Regions from separate parts of the Homo sapiens genome. Here region 1 is linked to region 2. Evidence: chromatin contacts called from ENCODE Hi-C data. All regions are on one chromosome and are shown on one strand. Each heading gives the region's core, a stretch centred on a gene start or an enhancer-like site at or near the end of the contact. The rest is flanking DNA. Distances are from core to core; before and after follow the strand shown.

Region 1 (5,598 bases), core at 115-2,614, 340 kb after region 2:
TCTTATGAAACAACTATGATAGATGCAGTCCATGGTTGACCAAAACATTGTTATGCAGTACATGACTGTATATAGGACTTGTGATGTACAGTTTTAAATTAGCCTCCTTCCCCAACCCATTGTGGATTGTTTCCTTTCCTTTTTTCAGCCAATTCTAACTAATGCTATTTTGACTTTTGTATCTCCAAATAGTCCACCTTAAATCCTTTTTGGAACAAGGCTGAAGGATAAATCACACACACACACACAGACACACACACACACCCCTACGTGCACGCTATCAGAATATTGACTAAAGTAGAATAGCTTATTGTAGCATTTAGGTTTCTAATGTGCTTCTAGCTAAATATTCGAGAAGATGACAGTACAGCCCTTCTCCTGGTAAACAGAGCTAGTCTGAGAATCACTTTTCAAGTACTTACAGATAAAAATCCTAATTCAAACTCATCAAATGCATGGCCAAGTACCAGACACACTCCTCTTTTGGATTTACCAGAAAGTGTGCTCTCATGCACTGTTAGGTCTAATAATCAGTGACCTTCTCTGTTTTGCCAAAATAATTCCTAAAGACTGGCTAGCCAATGCATTGATTTTTATTAAAAAAACAAAATAACAAAATAAAATTCTCTGCCTTTGACTGGAATGATTTTTATCCATTGTCTCCTTCCTCTAGCAGACAGAGGCAACATTACTATTTAGGAAAAGTAAGTGGAGGTTCCACTTCATTTCTAGATGAAAATGGAGGATTTTGATGTTAAGTATTTCATGTGACCTCAGACAGTCTGTAGCAGCCACAGCTCATCAGTGGTTAATAAATTAGTAGATTGTATATAAAAGTAGTTTGTTTTCAGTTTAGTGAACTGATAGTTGGGGCAGTTAGCAAATCAAGTAAAAGTTTGGGCCCTGAAATGATAATGAATTCCTTTGTTCCCAAGACTTCTAAGGGCAGTAGCTTTGTAAAAACAATTCTTTCTGTTAGTACTAGATGCTATAATTAAGGCATTTGAATCAACAATGAAATTGAGAGCAGATGTACTACGTAGGCTCAATCTATTTATTAGCTACTAATGGAGAATGTTCTAGCTAATGGCATTAATAATAATGTAATGTTCCCCACATTTGTAGTCATTAACAAGTGCATTAAACCAAGTCCTCGAAGTCAGATTTTTCCCTTACTCTTCTTCTCTCAATAATACAAATCCTTCAACAGTCAGTTGAGAAGGAGAGAATGAGGATGTTTGAGGTCAAGGAGAGGCAGCCCTGGCAGAAGGGAAAATTACAGCCAGTAACTTCTGTGTTCTGTGTTTTCCCCTGAGCTCCCCAGGCCACATCCTCATAGTCCCTGAAACCACAGGCCTCTAGGCCAAGGTAGTGTCAGAACACTCCCACAGACCCTGTGGCTGAGTCCAAAAGGCAGAAATGAAACTTCTGGGACTGAGCGGGCAGGGCAGGTGCTCGGCTGTGCCCCCCAGGGTGAGAGAACCACCTGCAGGAAGCCAGTGTTGCTGTATGCTTCCATCCTGCCCACCTCAGTGGGCCAGCACCATGACAGCCTCCCTTTGACACTGGTTGGAGTGAGGCTTATCCCCAACTCCAACCTACCTCACCCCCTAGGCCTTTACTAAGAGACCTTGTGGGCAGATGGTCTAGAGGGACAGTGAGCCCCTTAGCGTTGAACAGTATGTGTATTCAATAATGCAGCTCCTCGTGGTATTGATTAGTAATCATAGCCAACTACTTATGTAGCACTTAAATCTCACCACAACAACATGAAATGGGTATCATTCTTATTATTCTTAATCTATATTTAAAAGAGGTTAAGTGACTTCTCCAGTGATATATAGTTTACCAGTAATAAAGCCAAAATTAGAATTCATTCAGCTTGATGTGAATCTGTGTTGTTAACCACCACAGCACACTGCCTTTCAGCAAAGGCTGATTAAAGCTGCACCAAGTCTCTAAGTGTGTACAGCCCATCAGAATCTCGACACTGTGTTTGACAAGCATGGGACGTGCAGTTAAACTGGGGAAGAAATTTCTTTCTCATAGAAGAGATCCTTGTGTGTGAAAATTAGAACTATCTGAATAAATTAGAATCAACAGAAATTCTTTATGTGAGTGAAATAGCCTTCGAGAAAAGCAGGACAGTTATTTCCTTTAACGCCTCTCCTTGGGTACAGCAGGGATAGGTGAATTCCTGCATCACTGCTTAACAAGTATTTACTGAGCACCAGTGGATTGGTGTTATAATAACTTGGCCTCAGGTTAATTTCCCTCCTTGAAAATGTTCTATTAAAAAGAGTTTGACCACACAGTGGGCTCACACAGCAGGGGATTTATGTGGATCCCCCAGTGTATGGAAGGACAGAAAATAATTAAAAATCAGAATGTACTCTAATTCAAAACCAAAAGGCGTCCCCATCTATGTCCTTGTGAAAATTGTGCAAGTTGGCAAATTAATGAGGCTGTTGCCTGGGGTGAAGTCTGCACTTAGCCTGTATAATTACTAAGAAATGAGAGAGACCTCAGTGGGTCCTACGGATGAGCAAAAGAAAATAATTTCCGGACATAAGTGGAGTCATTAAGAATGCAAGAGCACTAATGCACTGGGGCCACTTCCAGGGGACAAGTGATGGCTGGGCAGCAGCAGCAACAGCCCACACAAGTCTCCCGCTTCTTGGTGAACAGGGAGGAAATGCAGAGGGGATGGTAGGCAAGGGAGAGGACTGACGTTTATTGAGCCTTCACTATGTACCGGCCTCCATGCTGGGCGCTTTATGTATATTGTCTCACTTAGAAAATGCCAGAATATTCCATGGGTTTTGTATTGCTTAGGATGATGTGTACCCTGCCCAGCCTTGACATACAGAATGACACAAGCCTGACCTCAATTATCATTGCAGTTACCCTACCACACACAAATGTCACAGACAATATCAGCTAAAAGCAAAAGAAAACTCACTATTAATATTTTGTCCTATAAATTTATATTCTTTTTTCTATATAAATATTTTGTGTTAATTTACCAAAATGGGATGCATTGTTTTATACCTACCTCTTAAACACTTTTACATGTTTATTAAATATCCTTCTACAGTATCTTTCTAGTAGTTCCAGGACATGCAATTTTAAGTACTTTTTGTGAATCTTTTTTTATCAGTCCCCTATTGTAGGACATTATTAATAGATTGCTTTCAAGTTTCCACAATTTTAAACCATGTTCTAATGAACATCCTTATAGATAAATCACTGCAAAATTATTCAGTATTTTTAAAGATAGATTCCTAGCATGGAAGTTGCTGGGTAAAAGGATATAGATGTTTTTAAAGCCAGGTTTATTGAGGTATGTTTTACATAGAGTAAAAATCACCCTTTCTTTTATTTTTGGCTGGGGGTACATGTGAAAGTTTGTTACATAGGTAAACACATGTCACAGGGGTTTGTTGTACACATCATTTCGTCACCCAGGCATTAAGCCCAGTACCCAATAGTTATCTTTTTTGCTCCTCTCCCTCCTCTCATTCTCTCCCCTCAAGTAGATCCCAGTGTCTGTTGTTTCCTTCCTTGTGTTCATAAGTTCTTATCATTTAGCTCCCACTTATAAGAGAGAACATGCAGTATTTGGATTTCTGTCTCTGCATTAGTTTGCTAAAGATAATAGCCCCCAGCTCCATCCATGTTCCCGCAAAAGACATGATCTCATTCTTTTTTATGGCTGCATAGTATTCCATGGTGTATATGTACCACATTTTCTTTAATCAGCCTATCATTGATGGGCGTTTAGGTTGATTCTGTGTCTTTGCTATTGTGAATAGTGCTGCAGTGAATATTTCTGTACATGCGTTTTTATGGTAGAATGATTTCTATTCCTCTGGGTATATACCCAGTAATGGGATTTCTGGATCAAAATGGTAGTCATGCTTTTAGCTCTTTGAAGAATCGCCACATTGCTTTCCACAATGGTTGAACTAATTTACACTACCACCAACAATGTATAAGTGTTCCTTTTTCTCCACAACCTCGCCAGCATCTGTTACTTTTTGACTTTTTAGTAATAGCCATTCTGAGTGGTGGGAGATGGTATCTCATTGTGCTTTTGATTTGCATTTCTCTAATGATCAATGATGTTAAGCTTTTTTCATATGCTTATTGGCTGCATGTATGTCTTCTTTTGAGAAGTATCTGTTTGAGTCCTTTGCCCACTTCTTAATGGGATTGTTTTTCTCTTGTAAATTTGTTTAAGTTCTTTATAGATGCTGGATATTAGACCTTTGTCAGATGCATAGTTTGTAAATATTTTCTCCCATTCTGTAGGTTGTCTGTTCACTCTCTTGATAATTTATTTTGCTGTGCAGAAGCTCTTAAGTTTAATTAGATCCCACTTGTCAATTTTTCCTTTTGTTGCAGTTGCTTTTGGTGTCTTTGTCATGAAATCTTTGCCCATTCCTACAACCAGCATGGTATTGCCTAGGTTGTCTTCCAGGATTTTTATAGTTTTGGGTTTTACATGTAAGTCTTTAATCCAACTTGAGTTGATGTTTGTATATGGTATAAAGAAGGGGTCCAGCTTCAATCTTCTGCATATGGCTAGCCAGTTATCCCAGCACCATTTGTTAAATAGGGAGTCTTTTCCTTGTTGCTTGTTTTTGACAGCTTTGTCAAAGATTAGACAGTCATAGATGTGTGGCCTTATTTCTGGGCTCTCTGTTTTGCTCCTTTGGTCTCTGTGCCTGTTTTTGTACCATTACCATGCTGTTTTTGTAGCCTTGTAATATAGTTTAAAGTCAGGTAATATGATGCCTCCAGATTTGTTCTTTTTGCTTAGGATTGCCTTGGCTATTTGGGCTCTTTTTTGGTTCTATATGAATTTTAAAATAGTTTTTTCTAGTTCTGTGAAGAATGTCATTTGTAATTTGATAGAAATAGCATTGAATTCCTTTGGGCAGTATAGCCATTTTAATGATATTGACTCTTCCTATCCATGAGCATGGTATGTTTTTCCATTTGTTGGTGTCTTCTCTGATTTCTTAGAGCAGTGTTTTATAATTCTCATTGTAGAGATCTTTCACCTCCCTGGTTGGCTATATCCCTAGGTATTTTATTCTTTTTGTGGCAATTGTGAACGGGATTGCCTTTCTGATTTGGCTCTTGGTTTGGCTGTTGTTGGTGTATAGGAATGCGTGATTTTTTACACTGATTTTGGATCCTACAACTTTGCTGAAGTTGTTTATCAGCTGGAGGAGCTTTTAGGCAGAGACTATGGGGTTTTCTAGATATAAAATCATGTCATCTGCAAACAAAGATAGTTTGACTTCCTTTCTTCCTATTTAGATGTTCTTTATTTCTTCCTCTTGCCTGATTGCTCTGGCCAGGACTTCCAATACTATGTTGAATAGAAGTGGTGAGAGAGGGGTTCCTTGTCTTGTGCCAGTTTTCAAGGGGAATGCTTCCAGCTTTTGCCCATTCAGTATAATGTTGGCTGTGGGTTTGTCATAAATGGCTCTCATTATTTTGAGATATGTTCCTTCAATACCTAGTTTATTGAGAGTTTTTAACATGAAAGGGTGTTGAATTTTATCGAAAGGCTTTTCTGTGTCT
Region 2 (5,896 bases), core at 162-2,661:
GGAACTTAAAATTATTCTAAATGTCATCTGAAAAAAATACATACATGGAATGACCTGGAAAGGAGGAGGAAAAGGTAAAGGAGAAGGAAATAAAGAAGACTTGTTTGCCAACTAGAAAAACATTATTATAAAGTTACAGAAATTAAAAACCATCACTGAGCCAAAAGCAGGGAGACAAATCAATGTAACAGAATACAATGCCAAAACAGTCCTATAAATATGAGAATTTGGTATATAATAAGGGTATCATTTCAAATCTGTAGAGAAAACATGGTCCCTTTAATAAATGATATTGTGAAAACTGGCTAGTGTTTTAGGGTAAAACATTTGGATTTCTGTATCATTCCTTTGCCAAAATAAGTTCTGAATGGATCAATGACTTAAATATTTAAAAATAAAATTAAATATAAAAAGTACTTATTATGGATTAATATTTTTATCATGTAATTTCCTTGACTTTTCTGCATTTGTTGTTAAGGTGCATGTTTCATCGAAGCAAGGACCATCTTTACTTCAGTCACCATTGCATCTGTAATTCCTAGCATATCATCAGGCGCCCTCAGAAAATAGCTGTCAAAGAGCTAAATGAAAAAATTAATAGTTTACCAGACATAATTACTAGACACTATTGTTTCTTACAGTGGTCTGCATATCCATCTGTCCTGTTTAAGAAACTTATGGATAGAAGGGAACCTAACCATTCACATTCATCACTTGTAGGGAAAAGATCAATGAAAAAAACTAAATATCTCCTGAGGTCGATTATGGGGGTAAATAAGACTTGGGTAGGCTTCTCACCACTCAGCCAAAGAATACAAGCTTAACAAGAGTCAGTTATGTTGAATTACTGACATGCTGACATGCTGAGATTTTGCCTTTTCTATCCCCATCAGATTAACTGATAGCTTACAAGGCAAAACAGAAATCATTCTGGAGTCTCATGTCTACACCTGAGCATCAGTCTTTTTTTTTTTAACCCACAAACACTGGTCTTTGCAAGGTACTATAGTTCACTCCCCTGTCATAGAATACCTACATCTCTGTTATACATGACTTATAATGAGACTCTTCAATATGGCATTCTCTTGTTGATCAGCTGCCATGGCATTCATTCAGTATGGTAGAGAAGAGCACATTGATTGTTATTGCTATTGGCTAAATTTCCTGACACCTTGTCAGAATGACAAATGAAGGAAGCAGCAAGTCCTCACACAACCATGACTTCTTAGGCAGCATCACCTGGGGTTTCAACACCAGTAGTTATAGCAGGTAGACCATGAGCTTTGGGCCAAGACATGCCCAGTTCCAAACCCTAATTTAGACACATCCTAGAACCACAACAAGGTTTTTCCTTACTTGAAAGACTTTGTCAAAGGCTTGTTCCTGCTAGCTGACTCACTGCTGATACAGGACACGAGGAACCCCAGACATCCCACCATTCCTCATTTGGTGTCTGCCCACTTACACAGAACCCTGTCTGCCTCTTCTCTTGAGCCAGGCCCAGGTGGTAGGGAGCCACATTAAGAATGGTGGACAAAGAATGATAAACTCTCTCAAGCCCATTCCAGGACAATCCAAGTAATCTAAAGGAGGATTCATACAGGAAAACAAGTTAATACAATTAACCAGAATGAAGGGGTAAACTAGAGAGTTGGAAGGAAAGAGAGGAAAAAAACATAAGCAAAAGCTGAATGGTTGGGTGGTTCAAGGCCTAGATACTTTCATTAGGCCTGGAATTAAGTGGAAAAGCAATTCAGCTGCCTTCTGCATGAGAGAAAGAGAGAGGAGCCCGCATAAAGGCCATTTATGGTCCAGGACAGAGAGATGAAAGAAAGAGAATTTTTAGAGCCTGACAGAGAAGTTAGGAGGGAACAGTAGTAAAAAAGAGGGAAATTAGATAAGAAGACATTTTGAAGAAACACATAATTTGTTTATGTTTAAATATTTTATTCTTTGTGTGGTCTCAGTGGAAAATTGCCAAAGGGATGATGTGTTTTACTTGCTTCACAAAGGGCCTTGCACAGGGCCCCATGCACGCTTCCCATCCTTTATGGCTGACTCCTGCAATACATGTCCCCTAAACTCAGAGAACTCCCTTGAGGATCTCTTGTGTGGCCATTGCCCACATTGCTCTGGGATATCATGAGCATTGTTGCCTTGTACAGCTTTGCGGTTTACAAGAGAGTCGCTAAACATTTCACCAAAGTCATTCTGAAGATCCCCTTTCAACAGTTTCATGCAATGGCGATTTTCACTTCTGCAAAACTGCAATGAAGGCCACATCATCTTTTTTCAAGGTCTGTGAGTCACTTGAGATTATGGCTGTTATTAATAGACTGCAAAATCAACCATCTCCTTCTTCACCTCAGCCAGTCAGTTGAGCATTCAATATGTATTGAGAACCTATAATGCCTTTGCCTTCAAGAGGCACAGGTCAGTTCTGTCCTCAAGAAGCTGCCCCCAAGGTGTCCAGCTATGTTCCTATCTGGAGGGAGGAGAAGGCCATCCTTAATCTTTGGGGCTGATGAGTCCAGCGCTTCTTCAACATTTCCTGTCTCATAAACCCCTCCCCTCCCATTACTTTCTCTGAAAAAGTAATTTGATATTCTGGGAGAAAGGAGGAGTTTGGAGGGCAGGAGAGGTTTCCCACACCCCCAAATCATTCCAAGATGTCACTAAGGGCAGTCCTCTTTAATTCTTCATCTGCTGCTTTGGGGCATCTACCATTTGCTCAGTGGCACCATCTCACATGAAATCAAATATCCTCAAAATCCATCAACTGACGTCTTCTGTTGGAAAGGGATAACTTGGGTCTACTTCATTGGAACCTTCAAATTTAAGACTCTTGCCTAAGACTGTGGGTTGCTCTTCCATTACCACACCAATCAAATCAGCTGAATCTTAGAGAGCAGGGCTCTGAAGGAATAGAGGAGGGGTGAGAACACGCCAGGGGAGGACAGCAAGAGGTAAAAGATAAGTCTTTGACAGTCAGATCCCTGAGTACTAGGAGTGGACGTTTGGAGGCTCACTGAAAGGGAGAATGGAAAGATAAAAGACACCATAGAGCCAGGATGAACTCTGTCTACCACTGCACTTTGATGAGGTCCTGCTCAGTACATAGCTTAGAAAAATTCAAAGTCAAGTCAGGTCCCCTAAACCCTACCTAGCTAGGAATCACTGTATGTTCCCCTCCCTGAGTCATTTAAGTTGGCATAGGGGCAAACCAAATTTGGGGATGGTTAAAAGATAAAAAGGTGATTGATTTCCATGTCTATAGTTGTCATCTTACTCTAAGACCTCCCATAGTTTAGGGTATTATCAGTGTTATTAACTTTATTGAGCTCTCCTAGTAAACTAGACGTTTCAGGAATTGTACATACACAAAGTCACAACACATACACATCTGCATTTGAAATTCAGAAGCTGATGAAAGTAGGCCATACATGGGATGGGTCTCAAATCCCTTTACATGAAGAAAAGTCAGAGTAGCCGCCAAGGCACTCCTCACTCCTCACAGAGGAGTTGGGATTTTGGCAGAGGCCCAGGATGGGCACAGGTGTCAACTTCTCAGAAGTAGGTATACCAGAAAGAGAAGCTGGTAGGGGGAGGAACACATATGCTCTAAGACCAGCACTATCCAGTAGAAACATAATGGCAGCCACGTAGAGGAAATTTTAATTTTCTAGTAAACACATTAAAAAAGCAAGAGAAATATTAATTTAAAAGTATTTTCACCTATATATCAAAATATTTCAACATGTATCCCAAACCAAAATTATTAATGAGTTATCTTACATTATTTTCATACATTTTATTATTATTAAAGTTCTAAGGTACACGTGCACAATGTGTAGCCTTGTTACATATGTATACATGTGCCATGTTGGTTTGTTGCACCCATCAACTTGTCATTTACATTAAGTATTTCTCCTAATGTTATCCCTGCCCTAGCTCCCCACCCCACAACAGGCCCCAGTGTGTGATGTTCCCTGCCCTGTGTCCATGTGTTCTCGTTCAACTCCCACCTATGAGTAAGAACATGCAGTGTTTGGTTTATGTCCTTGTGATAGTTTGCTTAGAATGGTTTCCAGCTTCATCCATGTCCCTACAAAGGACATGAACTCATCCTTTTTTATGGCTGCATAGTATTCCATGGTGTATATGTGCCACATTTTCTTAATCCAATCTATCATTGGTAAACATTTGGGTTAGTTCCAAGTCTTTGCTATTGTGAACAGTGCTGCAATAAACATACATGTGCATGTGTCTTTATAGTAGCATGATTTATAATCCTTTGGATATATACCCAGTAATGCGATCACTGGGTCAAATGGTATTTCTAGTTCTAGATCCTTGAGGAATCACCACACTGTCTTCCACAATGGTTGAACTAATTTACACTCCCAACAGTGTAAAAGCATTCCTATTTCTCCACATCCTCTCCAGCATCTATTATTTCTTGACTTTTTAATGATCACCATTCTAACTGGCGTGAGATGGTATCTCACTGTGGTTTTGATTTGCATTTCTCTGATGACCAGTGATGATTAGCATTTTTTCATATGTCTGTTGGCTGCATGAATCTCTTCTTTTCAGAAGTGTCTGTTCATATCCTCTGCCCACTTTTTGATGGTTTTTTTCCCTGTAAATTTGTTTAAGTTCTTTGTAGATTCTTGATATTAGCCCTTTGTCAGATGGGTAGATTGCAAAAATTTTCTCCAATTCTGTAGGTTTCCTGTTCACTCTGATGATAGTTTCTTTTGCTGTGCAGAAGCTCTTTAATCAGATCGCATTTATCTATTTTGGCTTTTGATGCCATTGCTTTTGGTGTTTCAGTCATGAAGTCCTTGCCCATGCCTATGTCCTGAATGGTATTGCCTAGGTTTTCATCTAGGGTTTTTATGGTTTTAGGTCTTACGTTTAAGTCTTTAATCCATCTTCAGTTAATTTTTGTATAAGGTGTAAGGAAAGGATCCAGTTTCAGCTTTCTACATTTGGCTAGCCAGTTTTCCCAACACCATTTATTAAATAGGGAATCCTTTCCCCATTGCTTATTTTTGTCAGGTTTTTCAAATATCAGATGGTTGTAGATGTGTGGTGTTATTTCTGAGGCCTCTGTTCTGTTCCATTGGTCTATATATCTGTTTTGGTACCACTACCATGCTGTTTTGGTTACTGTAGGCTTGTAGTATAGTTTGAAGTCAGGTAGTGTGATGCCTCCAGCTTTGTTCTTTTGGCTTAGGATTATCTTGGCTGTGAGGACTCTTTTTTGGTTCCATATGAAATTTAAAGTAGTTTTTTCCAATACTGTGAAGAAAGTCAGTGGTAGCTTGATGGGGATGGCATTTCACGATATTGATTCTTCCTATCCATGAGCATGGAAGGTTATTCCATTTGTTTGTGTCCTCTTTTACTTTGTTGAGCAGTGGTTTGTAGCTCTCCTTGAAGAGGTCCTTCAAATCCCTTGTAAGTTGGATTTCTAGGTATTTTATTCCCTTTGAAGCAATTGTGAATGGGAGTTCACTCATGATTTGGCTCTCTGTTTGTCTGTTATTGGTGTATAGGGATGCTTGTGATTTTTGCATATTGATTTTGTATCCTGAGACTTTGCTGAAGTTGCTTATCAGCTTAAGGAGATTTTGGACTGAGGCAATGGGGTTTTCTAAATATACAATCATGTCATCTGCAAACAGGGACAATTTGACTTCCTCTTTTCCTACTTGAATACCCTTTCTTTCTTTCTCTTGCCTGATTGCCCTAGCCAGAACTTCCAACGTTATGTTGAATAGCAGTGGTGAGAGAGGGCATCCTCGTCTTGTGCTGGTTTTCAAAGGGAATGCTTCCAGTTTTTGCCCATTCAGATGATATTGGCTGTGGGTTTTCATAAATAGCTCTT

The links. A loop is a pair of places that touch in the nucleus more often than their neighbours do. Pooled maps may share reads with other maps.
Region 1: a pooled map shows a loop between it and region 2 (5-fold over the local background). The contact joins two enhancer-like sites. A Hi-C loop is called at or near these places in 3 of 37 single-sample maps with no recorded cell type and 2 of 50 pooled maps.

What each region holds. Positions count from the first base shown.
Region 1 is chr7:106,894,012-106,899,609 of GRCh38, forward strand. The region is part of intron 10 of PIK3CG (phosphatidylinositol-4,5-bisphosphate 3-kinase catalytic subunit gamma); the gene reads left to right. Among named protein-coding and RNA genes, the nearest start is that of PIK3CG, 32 kb to the left of the region's middle. Within about 2 kb of position 1,365, at least 4 of the 41 ENCODE cell types and tissues checked have a DNase peak (open chromatin) inside an H3K27ac peak, as active enhancers do.
Region 2 is chr7:106,550,725-106,556,620 of GRCh38, forward strand. No RefSeq gene overlaps it. Among named protein-coding and RNA genes, the nearest start is that of CTB-30L5.1, 45 kb to the right of the region's middle. RefSeq lists an enhancer at 2,147-2,446. Within about 2 kb of position 1,412, at least 2 of the 41 ENCODE cell types and tissues checked have a DNase peak (open chromatin) inside an H3K27ac peak, as active enhancers do.